2 separate regions of the Homo sapiens genome follow, and region 2 is linked to region 1. A link is an interaction called in ENCODE POLR2A ChIA-PET data of the cell type or tissue named here. Cell type or tissue: PC-3. All regions are shown on one strand. Each heading gives the region's core, and the rest is flanking DNA. Links, peaks and the distances in the headings are about the cores only.

Region 1 (8,342 bases), core at 98-8,097:
TGTGGTATATATTTGTGCTTTTTAAAACAACTTTTTTTATAAATCACATACATTTTCTCTTTACAAATAGCCTGTCAAGTTTAATAAAATCCTATTTTTAATTAAGATTTTATTGAGTTTATAATTGTTAGCAATTTTTAATGCTTTAATGTCCACTTTGGTATGAGCTCCAAGCTTTAAGGAAACTGTGTCATGTGAACTTTGGTTAATGACTTATCTGATTTCAAATATTGGCTACACATCAGATTAACTGGGTCAGTTTGGATAAATTACTTGTCAACTTTCTTATCCTTAATTTCCTCCTCTGTGAATGGGAATAATAATATAATCCTTTTCTTAGCGCTGTTGTGAGGATTCAATTAATAAATGCATGTACGTCACTTAGCAAAGCACCTTGTAGAGAGTTAGTATCTTATACATGCTAGCTGGGATCTTTTTCATATTTATATCCTACTCATGGTTTTGCAGAGTGCCCTATTGGTAATAGGAACCAGTAAATATTTCCTTTATTTATTGGTAGTATCCTAAGAGACAAAAATATATCATATATTTTAAATATAGTAGTGTTTCTCAAACTTGAATGTGCATATGAATCACCTGAGGATATTATTTAAATGCAGATTCAAGAGGTCTAAGGTCTGGCCTGAGATTTTGCATTTCTGACAAGCTACCAGGTGATGTCAATACTGCTGGTCCTTTGTCCACATTTGGGTGTACAGTCTTGTACAACTATTTAAATTTATGCTGCTAGTGATAGTACTTCCTATTTGTAATGAATATGATTGAAAGCATTTTTAAATTGATTTCTTTTAAAATTACATGCTAAAGAACTAAATTATAGTTGTTTTCCTTTCTTCCTTCTTCTCTCCCTCTCTTCCTTTATTTTTGTTAAAAGAAAGAGGGTTGGTGAGATCGCTAAATAGAATACCTAGCTCTGTTCTTAGATCTAGAGTCATTGAGGCAATTAACTATCTGGATTATTTTAAACTGTTGACTTAAGATGAAGACAGTCATATAAAATATATGCAGCCTGAATATGACATTTAATGTCAACTAAAGAAAAGCACAATTGTAAGTGGCTTCTGCAAATAGAAAAATGTAAGACATAAAGAACACTTGGAAAAATGTAAGACAAAATAATTCTCAGAAAAGAGTGATTGAGGTTTCATTGTTCATGTGTAATGCCAGCTTTTGAGAAGATGTGCATCAACAGAAGTTACGCTTTCTTGTGAGTAAATTTTTCATACACCGTGGTATTTCTTGGTCACCTCTTTCTACTTTCAATCTCCCTAATGGGGGATTTTGAGCAAATTTACTTCATATATATACTTCAGTGTGTCTGTCTGTCAGCCGGGGATGGTAGTATGATTTTTCTACTCAGGACACTGGTTACTTTTTGCATTTGGAAATAGATCATTAAAGTATCTACACTCTCTCAGAACCTAAGAGGTTACATTTTCTGTACAGAAAAACACGGCATCCTCCCAGGCTGATCCAGTAGGTAAAAACTGCCAACCTTTTTCAAGTCTGTTCAATACCATGGGTTGGACTGGAAACACAAACACTGTCAACTAGTTTAATCATGTTGGGATATATGGTTTCAAGTGTGGAAATAAGGAAATTGCCACTTGCACAAGACTGAGCTTAATATGTTTAAAACATGCACACACACACGTTTTAAGGAATGCTTTATGTTGCAGAACTGTATAACTTAAAGTGAGTTATCTATAATTTCTCTTATTCTGCCCACCTCCCTCCCTCCATCTCAGCTCTAAATTTATAACTTAGTAAGTGGGTGTGTCTTTGGGGCTGGTTTGGATCCCTCAAGTAGAAGAGAGCAAGCCAGAAACACATGTGCAAGAGATTTACTGGGGGAAGGACTTGTAAGGGGAAAGGGAGTAACTGTAGGCACAGAGCCTTCAGACCCAGTGCAGGTGTGATGCCTGTGGAAGGAGATGGGGAGGAAGGAAGGTGGGAAGGAGTTGCTTCCAGCTGCAGCCATTGGGTGGGAGCAGCCTGGGGTGTGTGAATCTTCCACAGATCTGAAGGGGCAGTGTCTGAAGGCTGTCAGTCATCTACGCTCTCTTGAAGGGAGCACTGAGGGGCACAGCTGCACACTGCCACAGTTCTCTTTCAGAGATGTTCTTAGGTATATACTGTTTTGAAACTGACTTATTCACTGATGTGGTTTGGCTGTGTCCCCACCCAAATCTCATCTTGAACTGTAGCTCCCATAATTCCCTCATGTTGTGGGAGGAACCCAGTACGAGATAACGGAATCATGGGGGCAGTTTCCCCCATACTGTTCTCGTGGTAGAGAATAAGTCTCACGAGATCTGATGGTTTTATAAGGGGAAACCACTTTCACTTGGCTCTCATTCTTCTCTTGTCTGCCACCATGTGAAATGTGCCTTTCTCCTTCCACCATGACTGTGAGGCCTCCCCAACCACGTGGAACTGTGAGTCCATTAAACCTCTTTCTTTTGTAAATCACCCAGTCTCTGGTATGTCTTTATCAGCAGTGTGAAAACAAACTAATACATTCACTCAATATTTTAGAATATTTTTCCATGTCAGTGCATGGATCTAGTTCATTCTTTTTAACAGTTGCATGTTGTTCCTTTGTAGAAATGCACCATAATTATTTTTCTGTTCTTTTTGAAAGGCTCTTGGATTTTTATTTTTTCCCTCATGTACACAGTGCTATAACAGTCTTTAAACACATTTGCGTACAACATGTGCAATACTCTGTCTATCATCTGTAGGGCAAAATTTCAGCAATAGAATTACAGAATGATTTCTGGATCAAGAGAAATACACATAGAATTTTAGTAGATGTGGTCAAATGGACCTCTGTAAGGTTGTATGCTTTGATCATTAGTGAGTCACAATGCTTATTTCTGTAAACTCTTACCAATGTGAGGTATTAAGACCTTTTTAAACGTTACCAATTGGATACTACATAGACATACACAGACATACACACACACACAATTGTCTTTAATTCTTAGTGATCTTGCCAAGTTTTTTGTAGGGAAGGGTGATATTTGTATTTCCCTCTTTTCATGAATTATGTATTCATGTTTTTCTACAGAGTTGTATGCCTGTTTTTACTTATTTCTAAGAACTCTTTGTATATGAGGGATAGCTCTTTGTGATACATATTGAAACTATTGTTTTCATTTTTTTTTTTTTTTTTTTTTTTTTTTTTTGAGACGGAGTCTCACTCTTTCGCCCAAGCTGGACTGCAGTGGCGCTATCCTGGCTCACTGCAAGCTCCGCCTCTTGGGTTCATGCCATTCTCCTGCCTCAGCCTCCCGAGTAGCTGGGATTACAGGCGCCCACCACCACGCCCGGCTAATTTTTTGTATTTTTTAGTAGAGACGGGGTTTCACCGTGTTAGCCAGGATGGTCTCGATCTCCTGACCTCGTGATCCGCCCGCCTCGGCCTCCCAAAGTGCTGGGATTACAGGCGTGAGCCACCGCGCCCGGCCCTATTGTTTTCATTTAAAGCACTAAAATGTTTCAATGTTTGTTAATCAGTATAGCTATCTTTATCATTCTTCACCCTCCCCCTACATCCTTATCTTTTTTGCTTATGAGTTTTATATCATGCCTAACAGATTATAAAACTATTTACCTATGATTTAATCTAGTACTTTTAATGGTTTTATTCCTTGCATTGATATCTTTGTTCATCTGGAATTTATTTTGCTGAAGGAAATGAGGCAATAGACTTAATGATAAAATTAACATTAACTGGGTTTGCTGTATGTAGGTTCTCATAAGCCCATTTAATCCTCATGCCAATGCTATAAGGTAGGTTATTTTATTCTTCTCCTTCTACAGAAAAGGACATTGAAACCTAGAGGGGTTAAATCACTTGTCATTGGCCATATGGTTTTTAAGTACCAAAGTAGGAATTTGACCCTAAGCATTTTATGTCAGAGTCCATGGTACTTAATTATTAATATTACAGCTTCCTTTTCCCACAAGTCTGCGTGCTATTGTTCCAGTACCATTTTGGGGAATGATTTCTGTGATCTCAAAAGTGATTTAAAATATCACCTTTAGCATATGTACATATTTTTTGGATTCAGAATACCCTTGGATTCCAGTTTTTCATTTTTTTATTTGGCTTCATTTACCTTTTAGAGACTCAGCTTTAATCCTAGCTGATGTCACAAATTGCAGAAATCTTGAACTGAATGTTGCGTTTTTAAAAAATCAGTTATTCATCAGCTAATTCAATTTTATAAATCAGGATTTACCTTATAACACTGGTGGAAACACTTAACCATTATCCAGTGGACAGGTTCAAGAGGTGGGGTGTGGGGGACGGACATGAAAGGAGAAATACTCAAAGCTTCCCATGGCTGTAGCTTCTGACTGTGGAGCCTTGAGGAGGAAGGGAATTGGAGTGAACACTTGTAAGTAATCAACCCTATGCTGTAAGGCAGAGGCCTCTTCAAAGGGGCTCTCAAATATATAACTGGCAGTACTCTTAAAAAAAAAAAAAAGATAACCGAGCCTGAGAATCATGCAGAACCCGCAAGAAGTAGCATTCAACTCTTTGTACTGCTGCACAGGACTCTTTCATAAATGCATACACCCAGGCATGAGACCTCCAAGAAAGGGCTTCTTCCTTTAAAATGGCATTTGCATAAGACATCATCAGGTCACCCAGCCAGTTTTGAAGTTTGTCAACACACCCACATTCTTGGGACGTGAATGACTCTTATCACGCTGCTTCTCATGGGCATTATTTGTGGTGAGGAAACTTCCCAGGAATATTTCAGTAATGACAGAACAAGAAGTGTGGTGAGGAAGGGCAGACTGAAATCCATTTAAAAAGTTGTGTTTTATTACGCATGTGATATTTTTCTGAGGGATTTTCATAAGCATCTTTACTGAGAATGAGATTTTGCAAAGAGACAAGATTTGATTAAGAAGTTCTACAAAATCAATGGGTAATTTTTCTTTCCTTCTTTTGCCCTGCAGAGAAGGAAAGTCAATGCAAGATTTATAAATTAGGCAATATTTGACAATAGTAAAAGTAGAAAGGCCTGAACAGATATCTATTTTCATTAAAAAAAGATTGAAAGCAAAGAAGAGAGAATGTGAGAAAATTAGTACCCATTTTTATTCATTTATCAAATACTTACTGAGTAGCAACTGTCTTCTGGGACTGACAGACAATGGGGAATAAGATCCAGGCCTGCCTGCAAGTGGCTTATAGTCTAGTTGGGAATAATGGAGACCTGAAAAAGAGAGAGAAATGAAGAACAGATTTGGGGAAAGGACCAAGTAGTGGGGATGAAGTAGGAAGTATTTTTTCCCTTTCTAAATTCTGCTGCTTCACACTTCCCTGACTTCCTTTTCTCACTGGAAGTTGGAAGTAGCAGTGCTCCTCACTGACAGTAGTCGAGAGAGAAAGCCGGCCGGGTGGATGAGAGAGCTGGCTGCCTTTCTTGTGCCAGAAGCAGAGCTGCAGAGGAGACACCACCAAGGTTGTCCCGGCCAGAGCAGCAGTGAGACTGTGTCGGGGCTGCAGGGGCTGTGCAGATTGCTCACCCCCACCACACAGCCCTCACCCTTGAGGCAAGCTAGGAAAGCCTGGCCCAATCTTGGATTTTCACTTGATCTGCAGGAGGGGCCACAGTAGAGGGTGTGGAGCAGCCCAGAGCTTCGTGCGCTGACCTCCTAGCTTTTCTGTCTGTACTTCTGGTTTGGTGATGGTCTAGTCTTATGGGTTTAAGTACTATGTGTAAGCACTGAGGATGCCTGAATGTATATGCCTAGCCAGGACCACTCCCAGACCTTCAAACTGTGTATCCGGCTAGCTGCCTGACATCTTTTCTTGGAGATGAAATAAGCATCTTGAACTTAACATGTGGCAAATTGAACTATTGATACAGACCACCAGGTGTGTTACTCCCACACTCCTCTGCTCCTCCATAAACAGTAATTCCATTCTTCGAGGGGCTCTGGTCAAAACTGTTGTAGCCATCCATGATGTGTCACTTTGTCACCACCCCTGTCCTGTCAGCTCTATCTTTTAAATCATTCTCAAATTCCACCACTGCTCACTGCTTCCACGGCTGTCACCTGCTCTGAGACCCTCATCATTCTTCCCTGGACCATTGCACTAACCCCCCCAACCCCCACTGCCACCGCCACACCCCCCCACCTGTTGTCCCTCACTTCACTGTTGTCCCTCACTTCACTGTTGTCCCTTCAATCTCTCATCCTTGCAGGCTTCTGTTCAATGTAAACCAGACCACGTTACTCCTCTGCTTAAAATCTACAGTGGCTCCCATCTGGCCCAGAGCAGAAGCCCAGTTTCTTCCCATATTTTGCCTGCTCTGTTCTGCCTGTCTGCATGCCCTCTAGATGTCTTCTCTGGCTCTCACCAGCTTGCTTGTTCACTCCTCTCTAGTCACACCTGGCTCCTCCTCGTTCCCTAAATCCTCCAAGCAGCCCCCAACCTCAGGGTCTTTGCAGAGTTTTCTCCCTCACCTCTGGGCTTTTCGTTGTGTTAGTCAGGGTCCCATCCATCAGGAAACAGTTGGCACACTTGGAATAGGACAACTTGAGGAGAATTTATTTACAAGGTATAGAACTGAGGACTTCTTGGGTCTTGGAAGCAGCTAACTTGGAATCATTGGTGTCTGTGTTTTTTCATACTGCATCAGCCATGAGGAAGCCTGTTCCTATGGCATTTATCAAAGAGGCTCCACAGTGTCTCTGGAATGTTCTGCCAGGTGTTGATTCCTGTTCTGCACGTTTTGATATACTTTATTGATTTTAGCAGAAGGTTTTTGGGCAGTAGCTAGGACTCATCTTCCCTCTGTCTGTGGTCCTCAGGTGGCCTGGGGCCTGAAACACAGGGGGTGGCCTTGTCCAGTCCCACTGCTGGAAATAATAATCACTTTGCTCATGTGTAGGCAGTGACTACTGTGTCCTGCTTGCCCCTGCCCAACATGTGTGAACTGATGACAGAAGAAAACAGGGAATCTGAGCACAAAAGCTAACCTTCTAGGATTCATAGCCTGACATATGTGAGAGACAGTATAAAGGGCAGGAATTCCAGATAAGACCATCTTGTGATCTTTTATTTTTGGTTTTAGAGATAGGCTCTGACACCCAGGCTGGAATGTAGTGGTGTGATCATGGCTCACTGCACCCTTGAACTCCCAGAAACAAGGGATCCACCTGACTCAGCCTCCCTTGAAACTGGGACTAGGGGCACGTGCCACCATGCCCAGGTAATCTTAATTTTTATTTGTAGAGATGGATCTTGCTATGTTGCCCAGTCTGGTCTGGAACTCCTGGCCTCAAGTGATCCTCCAGCCTCGGCCTCCCAAAATGCTGGGATTATAAGCATGAGCCATCATGCCTGGCCCAGACAAGACTATCTTGATGATTCTCAAAGGCTCTTCTTTGGTACCCAAACCATAGAAATACATCTTTTGTAAATACTCATGTCTTTCCATTGTGTTGCTTGACAGCTTTTATTCTCTAATTTCTGCTTACCCTTAAATGGCAAGTGGCTTCTAATTTTTAGTCTTAAGTTTTTCTGCCCTATAACCTTAATTTTTTGTGACATGTAAAATACTCGATATTCTAGGAAAACATCAAAATTTTAGAAACATTTTAAGTAGTCCTTTTTAAAAAACATTTGGCAACATGCACATCATTCTCTGAATCATCTGCTTTTAAATTTATGAGATGAGATTTCCTTTCAGTGGTGAACACCTTGCATTCCTCAAATGATATGAATGTGAAGAGGATGATATACTAAGCCCACAGAATATAAGGGATATTTTAAATTTCAAAGTGAGTGTCATTTTGGAGGATTTTTCTTTGACTTCCCCTTGCTTATGACTAGAAACTATTTCCTCTAGAATTAGTTTTCCCCCGGCTTTAATATTCAGTTGTAATACAAACTCATTTGAAATTTTATTTAAAATTGACACATAATAATTATACATAATTATGGGGTACAGTTGTGATGTTTCAGTGTATGTATACATTGTATACTGATCAAAGTAATTAGCATATTCAAAACTTTACACATTTATCATTTCTTTCTGATAACATTTAAAACTCTCTCTTCTAGCTATCTTTTTATTTTTATTTTTTTCTTGAGATGGAGTCTCGCTGTGTCGCCTAGGCTGGAGTGCAATGGTGCCATCTCAGCTTACTGTAATCGCCGCCTCCTAGGTTCAAGCAATTCTCCTGCTTCAGCCTCCCGAGTAGCTGGGACTATGGAGGCGTGCCACCATGCCTGGCTAATTTTTGTGTTTTTAGTAGAGATGGGGTTTTACCATGTTGGCCAG
Region 2 (8,298 bases), core at 1-8,000, 510 kb after region 1:
GTAGTCCCAGGACATAAATAAAACCACATCTTACAGACGAGGGAAGCGAGGTACAGAGAGGCCAAGCAACCCGCCCAAAATGACACTGTTGGTAAGTAAAGGCACCTTGACCTGAGCCTGGGAAGTCTAGCTTCAGAGGATTTTAAAAGTTATTTTGCAAATTTCAGTTAGCTATTATTCAAACAAATCGTCTCACTTCATGACTGAGGGCTCTGAACACTCTGTTTTGACCTCAACCCCCGTCAAAGGGCAAAGCACAGAGCATTCAGAGCAGGGCAACCGGGGCAAACTCAAGAGGGCATAGCAATGGGAGCCCACGAAACCAAACCAAACTCAGCCGTGCAGCTGCTGGAGCTGGGGTCCAGCTAATGGGGCTTTCCGGTCCTCCCTGAAACAGCTGAGTGTGGCCAGGACCCAGGGGGTACGCACTTCAAAGCAATCAAAGCTTCCCCACAGCCTCTCATTTTTGATCAGCAGGAGCTGCAATCTAGGAATGTGGGTTGTTTGAATTATTATTATTATTTTTTAGCTTAAGAAAGGGTCAGGTGAAGTTCAAGGGAGCTAAAGCAACTTGGAGGAACTGCCTTTCCAAATCCCTTTTGTGCCCAGATGCCCACTAAACAAAAATATTTCCTGAATGGTACAATGCTTTACAGATAATATGGAAAGAGGAGGGATGAAGGAAAGGTCTGGTCGAGCACTGGATCCAGGGCCCATGTTCATCTGTGTAGCACCTCTGGGTGCCCCCTCCTGAAAGATACAGCCCTGTGAATAACCCACTTGTTGAGTGGAGCCCAGGCTGAATGGCGGCCTCCAACTGCAGCCAAGAGGCAGGCAAATATGTACTGGAGACGGGCATCAAAGTTCAAAACAGCATTTGGGTAAACCAAGAGTCAAATGACTAATGAGGAATTGGAAGCAGGTTATGGTTATGTCTGAGCAGAGGAACAGGGCTTGGGCAGACATTTCCCCCCAGCCACACTGTTGAAGTGAGGAATATTTCAGTACTCTCCCCAGAACGGATCATCCTGTATTGAATTATACAGGTCGATGTCTACTCTGATGACTCCAGGATGGAAGGAAGGATGCCTCATGTGACCCTAACCTCCACCATTTCTAGGTACAGTGTAGCTGTTCAATAAAAACTTATTATATGGGTGATTTGTTTCCTGGATGACTTGCCATGGGCTTTGCAATTCCGATTAGGATCAGAGAAAAAGGAGAAAAAGTATCTTTGGTAGAAGCATGAGTGACAGGTCTGCATCACTGCAATTCTGGAATGGAAGAAATATGACCTAAATCCCAAATGGCCCTAAACAAAATGCATGCCTCTGAACACAACTCAGGATGTCAAGGGAAAGAAACAAAATAGTTAACCTTTGCCTAATGTGGAGGCAAAAGGGTGATGTATCCAAATGTTAAAGGTGTCAGGCATTGAAGCAGAGTGAGGGAAAGATTAATTTCCTTAATTTTAAACTTCTCAGACATCAGGCACTAATAAACCCAGGTTCATCATACACTGGTGAAAACAAGCTTTATTTTATAATTCCAGATATTTAAAGAATACCTCAATCTTAACATTTGAGTGCCTTGTTGAAAATAAATCCCCAGAAACAGCAGCACATTTCCACAGAAAACTCATAAAGATGCACCCTATGTATTTTCTTATCTCTTTTCGAAGTTTAGATTCTAGGGCTCTGTATATTGCCATGTGGATTAACATTGTCATGTACTTTGCTGCTAAGAAGACCTTGAGATGCTAATCCTACAGGAAACTTCCAGAGACAAGCAGAAAAGTAACTGACTCACCTGGTCGTGTACTGTGCTGTGAGGATGCTTATTTCTAAAATGCAGATTGCAACTGCAAAGCTCCGGCAGGCTGACATGCTGCTCTTGCTGGGTGGCTGCGAGTGGGGTGGCAGGGCAGGTCTGGTAAGGCATTTATTTGCAAAGGGCCAGAGGACAGGGAACAAGCATTGTTTGTCTGCATTCAGAGTTTTTGTCAATTTGGGTGGCCTGGGTACTGAAGTCCAACCAAAGGAGAATCATTTTGTAATTCTTGGCCTCCTGCTTTCTCATATTGACAAGTAGATATGGGGCAATGGGCCTGTGAATGCTAAAGTCCCTAAGATGGGCAGCAGTGCTGTGTGAAAATGGAAACAAAGGCCGGGCGCAGTGGCTCACGCCTGTAATCACAGCATGTTGGGAGGCTGAGGTGGGTGGATTACCTGACGTCAGGAGTTCGAGACCAGCCTGGCCAACATGGTGAAACCCCATCTCTACTAAAAATACAAAAAATTAGCCAGGCATGGTGGTGGGTGCCTGTAATCCCAGCTACTTTGGAGGCTGAGGCAGGAGAATTGCTTGAATCTGGGAGGCGGAGGTTGCGGTGAGCCGAGGTGGGGCCACTGAACTCCAGCCTGGGCAACAAGAGCAAAATTCCGGCAAAACAAAACAAAAACAAAAACAAAAACAAAAAAATAGAAACAAAAATGAAGGACCCCCAGCAGTTCTTAGTTTGCAAGACTCGAGGGGTTGGGTGGAAGATGAGGGAGTATGCAATTTTGGGGAAAAAAAAGCCTGTGGATGCTTCTCATGGAGGCATGAAGTCAAAGTTAGTAAAGAACTGCACTTAGTGGAAAGGATGGCACAGACGTAGATGCTTCATTTTTTTTTTAATCTGCAAATGGGCTAGGTAGGTTATTTCCACGTGAGCAAATGCATTTACAATCCTGGCTTTCCTTATAGGCCGAGTGGTACATTTTGAAGAATGAGATGTAAACTCCCGAAGGCATTAAGGGCGTCCACCAGAAAGAGTGGTCTCCTTATCTCAGCATCACACATGTCAACAAGATAGAATCTGAGACAGAAAAACTTGTTCCTACCCATGAAAAATAGTCTCCCCCTCACATTTCATGCTTCCCAGCACTTGTGGGAAGAGCAGTGCCTTTTTGGGAACACCAGAGAATGTGGACATCACAACTGCTCTTAAAGCACTGACTGCAAAAATAGAATGACCTGGGGACTCTTGAGAACAGTAGTGATGGCTGCCCGCTGTCTGCTCAGCTCTAAGTTAATTGACTTGTGATGAGACCCTGCATCCATGCTTTTAAAAGCTTTGCGGATCATTCTAACGTGTAGCCAGGGTTGAGACTGAGGATGACCACCTTGAGAAGAAAGACATCAGATATCTCTGGATATAGTTCTTAAAGGGACTTTATAAGTATTATTATTACTTATAGGCAAATTTCAAACATTAGCACATATAAAGACCAGCAAAGCAAGGGGTGGAGCTGAGGGAAGACAGAATATACAGCTATTTTCTCCAGTACTGCCTTACCTTTTCTACTGATATTCCTACCTGTGGTAAAAGGTATCTACTCTCACCCACTTTCTTGGCCCCTCTCCTTTTTATGCAGAGAACTTGAGGTCTTCAATGGGACTGATCTCACCTTTTCCTGAGCTTGCTGTGGAGTGTAGGCCATGCAGAACTGCCAAGTAATAAGATGATTCGAATGGATGCCACAACTCGTGTAACTATGTCATGGGATGAGTCCATGCCTGAAAGACACTTCCTGTGAGTCTTGGCTAATAACAGGTGGGCTACATTTGGAAACAGTATGAATCTGTCAAATATGCTGTAGCAGGGCAGGTGCAGTGGCGCACGCCTATAATCCCAGCACTTTGGGAGGCAGAGGTGGGTGGATCACTTGAGGCCAGGAGTTTGAGACCAGCCTGGCCAACATGGTGAAACTTCATCTCTACTAAAAATACAAAAATTAGGTGGGTGGGGTGGTGTGTGCCTGTAATCCCAGCTACTTGGGAGGCTGAAACATGAAAATTGCTTGATCCTGGGAGGCAAAGTTTGCAGTAAGCCAAGATGGCACCACTGCACTCCAGCCTGGACAACAGAGTGAGACTCTGTCTCACAAAAAGAAAAATGCTGTAGCAATGTTGAGGGCTCTTATGAGGCCTCTCTGGACCCTATCAAGATACTTATGGAAATAAAGACTGAAAAGCAGTCAGGATGGGATGCTTTATACTAACTAGATTTGATGCTAATTGATTAGAAGTTGTGATGATTAGACTTGATAAGTTGATGTGACTGGAGATTGTACATCACCTGTCTCTTTGGAGACTAAATCAATGGAAGGGGGATGAGGGAGTGAGGGGATATTTTTGGCTGACTAGTTTGAATAGGAGGCTTTTCTGAATTGCTCAGTTGTATTTATTTTATCACCATAGTTCAGGTTAAATATAATGTAGAAAAATAATGACAGCAGTAAAGTATACTAATAGCATATTAATTATATATTGGCAATATATATTGTATTAGTCCATTTTCACACTGCTACAAAGATACTACCTGGCTGGCACGGTGGCTCACCCCTGTAATCCCAGCCCTTTGGGAGGCCCAGGAGGGCAGATCACCTGAGGTCAGGTGTTCAAGACCAGCCTGGCCAACATGGTGAAACCCCATCTCTATAAAAATACAAAAAAATTAGCCAGGCATGGTGGCGGGTGACTCTAATCCCAGCTGCTTGGGAGGCTGAGGCAAGAGAATTGCTTGAATCTAGAGTCGGAGGTTGCAGTGAGCCGTGATTGCACCACTGTACTCTAGCCCAGGCGATAGAGTGGAACTCCGTCTCAAAAAAAAAAAAAAAGATACCACCTGAGACTGGGTAATTTACAAACAAAAGTGGTTGAATTGACTCATAGTTCTGCATGGCTAGGGATGCCTCAGGAAACTTATAATCATGGTGGAAGGTGAAAGGAAAGCAAGGCACTTCGTAAATGGCATTAGGAGAGAGCAAGAGTGAGGAAGTGCCACACTTTAAAACCATTAGCTGGCTGGGCGTGGTGGCTCACGCCTGTAATCCCAGCACTTTGGGAGGCCGAGGCTGGCGAATCATCTGAGGTCAGGAGTTCGAGACCAGCCTGGCCAACATGGTGAAACCCCCCATCTCTACTAAAAATACAAAAATTAGCTGGGCGTGGTGGCAGGCGCCTGTAATCTCAGCTACTTGGGAGGCTGAGACAGGAGAATTGCTTGAACCCAGGAGGCAGAGGTTGCAGTGAGCTGAGATCGCTCTGTCCCACTCCAGCCTGGGGGACAAGAGCGAGATTTTGTTTCAAAAACAAACAAACAAACCATTAGCTCTCATAATTCACTCACTATCACAAGAACAGTACAGGGGAAACCGTCCCCATGATCCCATCACCTCCTAGCACGTCCCTCCCTCAACATGTGGGGATTACAATTCGAGATGAGATTTGAGTGAGGACACAGAGCCAAATTATATTATATATTACATATTATAATTATATAATTATAATATATGTAATTATATATTACATATAATGCATAATTATAATATAAAATCATAAATATTATATAAATATATAAAATATATGAATAATATGCTCCACATTTTTATGCTTTTAACTCTTTCTTGTCCTTAACATCTATCATGTGTCTGAGGTGTTTTGAAATGAGGCTTATGTTTCTGTGTGTATGTCAGAGAAATAAAGCATCATCATGCATTAGACTAGAGCAGTGAAAATAGTAACATTTTCATTTGTATAACACTTAAAGGCTTCCAAATAACAAAATAAATGTTTATTGAACTTCTAATATGTGTCAGGCCATATTTATATATGCAATCTCATTTAATCCTGAAAATAATCTGTTTTACAGCTGAGGAAATGGAGACACATTGAGATTACATCATTTGTCCAGCGTCAGCCAGGGACGAGTAACTGCACATTTGTACTTGCTATGTCTGGCTCCACATCTCAGGCTTTTCCTACCTTGCTATTACTACTATTGTTATTATTTTAAGTACGTCATGTTGCTTATAGGGTACTTTACTATAAAATTCGTTACTGAGTCCTGTCAACTCCATAGAAGGTAAGCTTTTATTCTAGTCTCACAGATGAGGCTCAGAGAAATACCTGCAAGGCTACACAGAAGAGGCAGGGGTGAGATTTGAACAAACCATGTCTTTAAACTCTGATTCCAGGGTTTTCCACTCTGCTGAGGGTTTTCGCCATTCAGTTGCCCTTTGTTCCCTTCTTAGTTTCAATTTTCTTGGGAACTTTGTGATAGTGAACTAAGTTTTTTGCTTAATAATACTTTTCCCAGTTTTTAAGGCAAACATAGACATATGTACATTAAAACTTTGACCAGCAGGCAGAAACACTTAATTTTTACTGATTTGATATAAATATGTTGAGGGTCATTTCCATTTGACTCTTTTATAGTGAAGGAAACAGTTTCTTGAAAGTCCCTTAGCAGTAAGTTAAGGGATCTTAGTATCCAGGGATCTCATTAGGAATGCCTGCCCCATTCCATAGCTGTTTCTTACTGACTGTCCAAAGATCCACAGGTCTTGCAATGCCACAGTGAAATTTTAGAGCTTCCACTAAGGAGGCAGCATCAGACACACCCGAGAAGCATCCTCTACTCAATTCCAGCCCAGTCATGTTACCCTGTAACTTTTAGAGCAGCAATGATTCTGCTTTCTTGTAAGTAAGATAAAATAATGGTTGAAATCAACCAAGTGAATAAAGAATTGACAGAAAACTCCACAACCAATATCACAAGGAAAAATTAGTCATAAAGAATTTCAGAGTTGGGTTTTTTTTTCCCTTCCATTTTTAACAACCTCATCTTTCATCTCTGCAGAAGGCCAGCTTCTTTGCCACTGAGCAGCCCACACCATGGTCTTGCTGGAGACAAGCACTTGTATGATTTCAGTATGTGGTAGAGGTTTAGTAATTAAATGCAGGACACAATTCCAAGCAAGGGCAAATGAGGGGCTTGGCCACTCATCAGGTGAGATGACAAATGGCTGGCCCTTGTCCATCAGCGTTGCTGTAATTACAACATGTTAACAGAGCTGCTGCCAGTACATAGCCTTGTATATGTCCCTAGGCTGATATTGTACATATCAGCCTAGAACATGAGTTTTTATTTTTAGCAGAAGGGAATTAGTTCAAAACATACCATTTCCCAGCAATAATTATTTGTTTTATTGTTTAGCAACCTCCTCAAATCGTAATAGCTTAAATATTTACCAGGGGCTTTGGGGCAGCTCCCATCTTTTCCCAGATTTTGTATTAAACGTATTCCGGGAATATGGGTCAGAGTCCTCACTCATCAGGTTATTCCACGGTCAACCACACTCCTGGGTTAGCTACATCCTCTGTTCCTTCCCCCCTTTTCTTTTCCTTCCACCTCAGGAAAGACACAAAATTACCCTCTGTTTGGCTCTCTCTAGACACCACAGTTAATATTTTGATGGTAAAGTCTGAGATCAATTGATGAAAGGATCTCTCTACTTCAACACACAGTTTTGTAATAAAATACCATGAAAAACACTCCCTTAAGAGTTGGGGTAGAGTGCAGCTTTTTTTAAAGCATGGATGCCAGTCTTGCCTGAGTAAGACTTGCAACAGTAACAGATCCCTCCTCAAAGGGTTATGAATGGCATCAATGGAATAAAGTTATTTTGCATAAATGGTAAAGTACTTCACAGATGCAAGGTTATTTTGGGAAAGTCTATACCTTCTCCCTTTTATGTGAGAAATTTAAGGGCATGCTGGCTGTTAAAGTTCAGCTTTTAGCTTAGATATATTTGATATGTAAAGGAACTCTCTTTCCAAGATAATAGGGTTACCATGAAAAGCTGAACTTCTGGCACACAGGTGTGAATACCACTGCTTATTAAAGAAATTACAGTTGTCCCTTGGTATCTGTGGAGGATTAATTCCTGCAGATACCAAAATCTGCGGATACTCAAGTCCGTTATATAAAATGGCATATAACCTATGTACATTCTCTCATACACTTTAAATTATTTACAGATTACTTATAATAACTAATATAATATAAATGCTGTGTAAATAGTTGTTATACTGTATTGTTTTTATTTGTATTATTTTAATTGCTGCATTATTTTTATTTTATTTTCTATTCACATATTTTCCATCTGTGGCTGGTTGAATCTGCAGATGCGAAATCTGAGGTTAGGAGAGCCAACTGTATAAGGAACAGGTGTGTTTCCACTTTGCAGGGACACTTCAGTAACTGCCACTCTCTGCTTGATCAACAGTAGTTCCGACTGCACTGAAAGGAATGTCCGCCTCTTGTACACACGAGCAAGTTAACCTGTGGCAAGATCTCACAGATTAAGTCACGTGGAGATAACACACAGGCTCAACGGGTTAGACGCACGGCAGAGCACCTGGATAAGCCAGATAATTTGTGCAACATATTCTTATCAGCAGCCTTCT

The links. ChIA-PET counts read pairs that join two places held together with the same protein. Peaks named below come from ENCODE experiments on the same cell type or tissue, not always from the same donor. Only the 100,000 strongest peaks of a DNase experiment are listed, where the experiment ranks them.
Region 2: POLR2A ChIA-PET joins it to region 1 with 5 read pairs; 2 of 35 experiments call an interaction of 5 or more read pairs at or near these places.

Annotation. Positions count from the first base shown.
Region 1 is chr5:38,849,537-38,857,878 of GRCh38, forward strand. The region is part of intron 1 of OSMR (oncostatin M receptor); the gene reads left to right. Among named protein-coding and RNA genes, the nearest start is that of OSMR, 7.7 kb to the left of the region's middle. In PC-3, for the core only: no CTCF peak of the experiment used is centred there; a DNase peak (open chromatin) is centred at 4,715; H3K4me3 peaks cover 358 bases; H3K27ac peaks cover 1,837 bases.
Region 2 is chr5:39,362,579-39,370,876 of GRCh38, forward strand. It overlaps C9 (complement C9), which reads right to left and starts at 1,917. Exons shown (of 11, transcript NM_001737.5): 1 at 1,810-1,917. The coding sequence starts at 1,886. In PC-3, for the core only: no CTCF peak of the experiment used is centred there; no DNase peak of the experiment used is centred there.